Linked DNA regions of Homo sapiens: region 1 is linked to region 2. A link is a contact called in ENCODE Hi-C or POLR2A ChIA-PET data. All regions are on one chromosome and are shown on one strand. The core of a region is the stretch at or near the end of the contact, and the rest is flanking DNA. Distances in the headings are between cores, read along the strand shown.

Region 1 (2,700 bases), core at 83-2,582, 85 kb after region 2:
GCTCTCTGTGATATGCCATTTGGTCTGCCTTCCCTGCTGCTCTCTGAGCTGGTGGGTGGTGCCTGCCTGGTGGCTGCAGCCTCTGCTCAATGCAGAATCTGATATTTACAGCCTGCAGATGCTGGCTGTGGGGGCAGCAAGGCCGACATCACAGAGGAAGGGGAGACAACGCCACGCCAGTACCAGGAGGGGCTCAAGGGCCCAGGTGACAAGGTTCCCCTCCTCCCTCACCCCACAGCCTTCTCCAAAACACTGAGAGCCCAGCTGGTCTGGGTTACCTGCCTGCAGAGGCCCAAACAAAGCAAACCACTCATGCTCATGGGGAAAGACAAGGTCGGGTTATGCTTGCCTAGATGTCCAGCCTCTCAGGAGCAGGGACCACAGGTCCTCCACCAGCAGCCATTCCCAGATCCACAGGACCCCCGAAGCCTTGGCATGGAGCTCTGAGGGATGGGGTAGGGGAGTGGGGGCTCCTCCAAGCTGTTACTGTGCTGGTGGGTTGGCAGCTGGCACCCACCACCATGAAGGTGACAGGGCAGGGGCCACCTCAAGGTGCCCACAGCCAAGTGCAGGAAGAGACAGGACCGGGACATGGGCACAGCCACGTGACCCATCCTGGAGCACCTGCCACATGCCAGGCACCGTCTGTTCTGGGCACATTACAGGCATTAACCTATTTCATTCCAAAAATGCCCGGAAAGACCAGGAGTGGTGGGGGAGAGACTGCAAACCTCTCCTGGTGTGGAGGGAGCTCCTCCCCTCCTGCCACGCCACCCTCATCAGCATGGGAGCTGTAGGGTCCCCTGAGCTAAGAACAAAGAGAAGCCAGCTGAGGGCGATGGAAGAGATGGAGCTGACGGGAAGGACATTCACACCAACCCTGCTGCATCTGCAGGGTGAGGCACAGGGCAAAGATGAGGAAACTGAGGCACAGAGAGGAGCTCAAAGCTGCCAGGGCTGAAAGGGCAAGGCTGGGGGCCTGGTGGGGGCAGGGTAGCCTTCAACATCCCAAAGGCGCACTTGTGCATGGCTCCGGGGACCCCTCGTGTCCCAAGTGGACAGCACCCAGAGGCCATGGTGCGACCAGTGCCCCCCGCGGGGGAAGGAGGGTCTTACAGGACAAGTTAAGGTTACATGGTTTGGTAAATCGTTGATGTTCGCTCCCATAATTTCCTCTTTCTTTCTCCAGAGCCAAGAAGGGGTCCGGGATGGAGCTGGCAGAGGCTTCTCTGCCCACCCAGGCCCCCTATGCCATCCTCCACCCTCCCAGCCCCTCCTCCTCCCTGGCAGTGGGTGACTCACAGCAGGGGGTGGGGGGTGGTGAGTGAGAGGAACCAGGGATAAGGGGAACAGGAGGGCGTGGGTGGGCACCGGGCCCCCCGCCAGCCACCAGGAGAAACAGCAGAGCTGGCACCTCCAGGAGGACACTGCAGGGCACTGGGCGGGGGCGGCGGAGGGGCAGGAGGGGGAGGCACAAGGCCCACCTGTGTCAGGAGGGGCTGCCTCCCCCTCTCGCCCAAGGGCCTCTGGAGTTGTCAGACCCAGAGACCGAGAGGAGGCCCAACGGGTAAGCTCTGTGCTGGCTGGGGGATGCAGCTGGGGCCACCTGGGACCACTGCCACCAGGGTCTGAGGGCTGAGGGGTGGGGCTCCCTAGGTGCCATGAGTCCTGCCCACCACGTGGCCTGGGACAAGGGATGGCACTTCCCTGGGCCTCATCTGGAAGATGGCTGTAATAATGGTATCTGGCCCCAGGACTGTGCTGGACTGAAAATGGAATCGTGTGTGGAAATCCACACGGGCCTGACACAGGGTGGGTGCTCAAGAACGTACCCCCCCCCCATTCCAGGCAGCTCTGCCTCACCCCGAGGGAGGTTGCCAGACCCCCCATGGGCCCATCACTGGGGGCCCCCCACTAGCACCAGCGCTCTCCACCCATTTCCTCATGCCTGGGAGGAGATCCTCAAGGACAATCCCTTCTGCTTGTCCACCACACAGCCCAGCTGGGGAGGGCACTGGGATGGTGCACATGGCAGAAGGGCTCTGCTCCAGCTGCCCTGGCCTGGAAGCAGTGGCTGGGGAGGGATGGGCCAGAAGCTGTGTACTGTGCCAGCGTCTGGTTCCTCAGGGCTGGGGCTACCTGGGGCTCTGCTCCTCCAGGCTAATCCACAGACCAACATCAAGACAGGTGGTCCACCTGTGCGCTGGACTAGGGTGGCAAGGACACCAGACTCAGGGCTCTGACCCAAGCCTGAGGCTGTCTGGCTGAAGGTGCTGTGATGTCAGCGCCATGCTCCAGAACTCAGGCCCTACGCAGGGGCCTGCTATGGGATGTGGCACGCCACCAAGGCCTGGGCCAGGAAACTGGCTGCATCCAAATCCCACTCGGGGGCCTCAGTTTCCTCCCATGAAATGGATTCAGGAGATGCCCTGTCAAGTAGCGCTGTTCCTGTCCAGAGGACACTTTGAGGGCCACAGCACAGAGGGGCCCCCAAAGCCACCCCCCATCCCCACAGAGCTGGGCACACATCTGTCCAATACTCTGGACCTTGGTGGGGTCAGCAGCCCCTCCCTGCACTGTCAGTACATTGGCAAGACCCATCAGCCCCAGGTGACCTGCACACCTGTCTCAGCGACCTGCACCATCACAGGCATGAGAGAACTTTCTAGACTTTTTCTTTTCTTTTCTTTTTTTTGATGG
Region 2 (2,921 bases), core at 249-2,748:
TTATAGCTTCTGCTGACAGCGCTCCCGCAAACACCATTTTCCAAGAATTCCAATCTCAGGCTCTACTTCTTGGGAACCTGACCTAAAACAGATACAAATCATGTTTTCCCTTCCTACTGTGCAGGCTGGCAGCAGACAAACGATGCAGGCAGGCAGTGAGACTCAGATTGGGTCCTCCTGTCGGAACAGCTGGGATATGATGTCCATGCCCTCTCCCAGGACCCAGGTGGAACTTGAATACTGATTCATCATACTCACTTTTCATTTGGAGAGTGAATTTTGGGTAAATGACTTTGCAATCCATGAAAGTGAATACTCAGAACGTTTTCAGGTAGCAGAGGATCCCTGTACTTCCAAGACAGAGTGTTCATTGAGATCAGCCTCACAGCCGTGCCCTCTGGATCACAGCCCAGGAGCATGGAAAATCCCACTTCTTGGCCTCTCCAGCACTCCCCTTTCCTACTTGTTTATTGGCTGGGCTGATAGTTGCTGGTTGTCTACAACAAAGATCCCACTGGGGGGGCTAATACTCAGGTATTGCCAGGTAAGGAATGCTGTGAATATCACTCCAGGTCACAAGTGCTTGTGTTAGGGGACTCCTGGGACTACGAAGGGTTTGGTAAGAGTAATCTGTGTTGAATCTAGCCTCATTTCCTTTTTCTTTCTTTTATAGTTTTTAATTTTTTGGTAATAGAGAACTTCGAAGTAAGTAAAGGAGATAGTATAATAAACCCTGATGTACTCACTGCCTGATATCAATAATTGCAACCTTAATTCATTCCAGTATATTTTTACATGTGTTTCAGACTGAAATAAAGGGAGATGTTCAGCCTCAGGTGTAGAAGCAGTGAGACAATTTCCCACCACGGAGGAAGATGAAGAGCAGGAGAGGAGAGGCTGGCGGCTCCCAGGAGCAGATCACCTGCCCCCACTGCAAGGCCCCCGTGTGCTCAATAAACTGACCCTTGCGCAGAGACTAAGGCTCACTTATTGGAAACTATTATTGTTACAGTTACTAAGTAATTAACAAGTGATGCATAGGGCTGGTCAGTTATGTGACTATACGTGCGCGTGTGTGCACGCACGAGTGCATGTTTAGTTCATTACAGAAACACCATCATTTCTTTGTAATCAGCTGAAATCACCACTCATTAGTGGGCCTCTCGTGGGCTATAACTGATTTTACAGCCACCTGTCATTTCTTTTTTCTTTACAACTTTGTGCGTTTGTGTTTTTCATGGCATGCTCAGGGTACACTATGTTCTGCACGCAAGCAGGGGGCTGCACGGGCTCCAGCTCCCCTTCTCAGGCACGTCCCTCTCGATGTAATGTGTAGGATGGAACTTCTTCCCATGCGCTCTGTGAAGGGGCCCCGCAGCTCCCCAGCTGGACAGCTGCTCTGGAGACTTTGGCAGGGCTGGGCACCTGTGGAGCCTGAGGCCAGACCCAGGGAGCCACACTGTGGGAACCACAGGGCACCTGGAACATAGGTTTAATCCGGGCCTGTCTGTGAGTAATAGTGTCACAGTGGGAGGGCAGGAGGCAGGGTGAGTCAGTGGCTCCTGGAAAGGGATCTGTCATGACTCACATGGCGTTTCTTCCCTCATCCTTCTATCCTTCTACTTGCAGGACTTTCCTACAATTCTGTCTGTGCTGGTTCACGGTTATGTAGCATCAGGATGGGGCTCCCTCTTTGCTCAGGCCAGCAAAAGAGAGACAGAAAGAGAGAGAGAGATTGAGAGAGTGAGAAAAACAGATATACACACACACACACACAGAAAAAGAAACAAAGCGAAATACAGAAAGATAGACACAGAGAGAGAGTGAGAAAAACAGATACACACACACACACACAGAGAAAAAGAAACAAAGCGAAATACAGAAAGGTAGACACAGAGAGAGAGAGAGACAGAGTGACAGAGACAGAGAGAGAATACTACAGACAGACACACAGAGAGACAATGAGACAGAGAGAGAGGGGGAGAAAGAGACAGAAAGAGAGAGATACAGAGAAGTTCACACAGCTGTGAGGGGGCTAAAGGAGGAAGTGTCCACTCCTGAGAAGGGAAGGGAAGAGAAAGGCAGAAGGAGGGGCTGGGCCAGGTGTCCCAACACAGGGATAGGAGCACACAGGGGACATGCCTGGGCTGCCTCCAAAGGCCTGGCTCAGCTGAGGAATGACAGACTCCACAAGGGGCTTCCCACATCAGATGGGCCAGAATGTTCCCCTGGAGGTCACTAAACAGGGGCTCAAATCTCTCTTGCCTTGGGGTGGCTTCAAGGCAGAGGCCAGGGGCACTTTGTGCCTCTCTCCATCTGTCCCCTCTCCTCCTGGGGGTCTTGCTGTGGGCAGGTGCAGGTGTGGGCCTAGCTGCATCAGTCAGAGGGGCTCACGCTGGGGCTTCTGTGGCCCACTGATCCCCTGGATCTCACTAATGATGTCCCCTTTGGCTTGCTCCTGCCCTGGGGCTTCCTAGACATAGCTACTCCTTCTGAGGGGTCCTCATCCCCAGAGGCCTGGGCACAGGCAGCAGAGTGCTTCTCCTGGGGACAGCCCCCACTCTTGTCACCTCCCAGCCTGGCCCAGCCTCCTGTCCTGGCTACAGCAGGGGCACTGGGGTTGTGACACGGCATATGATGGATGGCCCAGCCCTGGTCCCACAGATGCAGCCCCAGCCCTCACCCCCACACCAGCTGCCTGCCCACAGCGTGCCCATTCCCTGAAGTCAGGGACCTGTCACTGCTCCGCTAGGCCTTGGCGCTGCCTGCTCCTCCCACACGGGCCCCTCCTCCCAGCACACCTGCTTGGGGGCCACCTGGAGCTTTGCACTCTGCACACCTGTCTCAGAGCAGGTGCCATGGCAGTATGGGGGGGCATCTCTCCTGCTGGGGCCCAGGACAATTCCTGCCAGGGATGTGGG

What was found. A loop is a pair of places that touch in the nucleus more often than their neighbours do. ChIA-PET counts read pairs that join two places held with the same protein, here RNA polymerase II (POLR2A).
Region 1: a map of CD8-positive, alpha-beta T cell shows a loop between it and region 2 (2.3-fold over the local background). The contact joins two enhancer-like sites. A Hi-C loop is called at or near these places in 1 of 168 maps with a recorded cell type or tissue (CD8-positive, alpha-beta T cell). POLR2A ChIA-PET finds 5 or more read pairs at or near these places in 1 of 52 experiments (T-cell).

Annotation. Positions count from the first base shown.
Region 1 is chr7:44,268,244-44,270,943 of GRCh38, forward strand. The region is part of intron 2 of CAMK2B (calcium/calmodulin dependent protein kinase II beta); the gene reads right to left. Among named protein-coding and RNA genes, the nearest start is that of CAMK2B, 56 kb to the right of the region's middle. RefSeq lists an enhancer at 1-366. Within about 2 kb of position 1,333, at least 2 of the 41 ENCODE cell types and tissues checked have a DNase peak (open chromatin) inside an H3K27ac peak, as active enhancers do.
Region 2 is chr7:44,183,178-44,186,098 of GRCh38, forward strand. The region is part of intron 1 of GCK (glucokinase); the gene reads right to left. LOC105375257 (a long non-coding RNA gene) reads left to right here. Exons shown (of 3, transcript XR_927221.3): 2 at 125-283; 3 at 807-976. Among named protein-coding and RNA genes, the nearest start is that of GCK, 4.8 kb to the right of the region's middle. RefSeq lists enhancers at 787-1,324, 1,325-1,860. Within about 2 kb of position 1,499, at least 3 of the 41 ENCODE cell types and tissues checked have a DNase peak (open chromatin) inside an H3K27ac peak, as active enhancers do.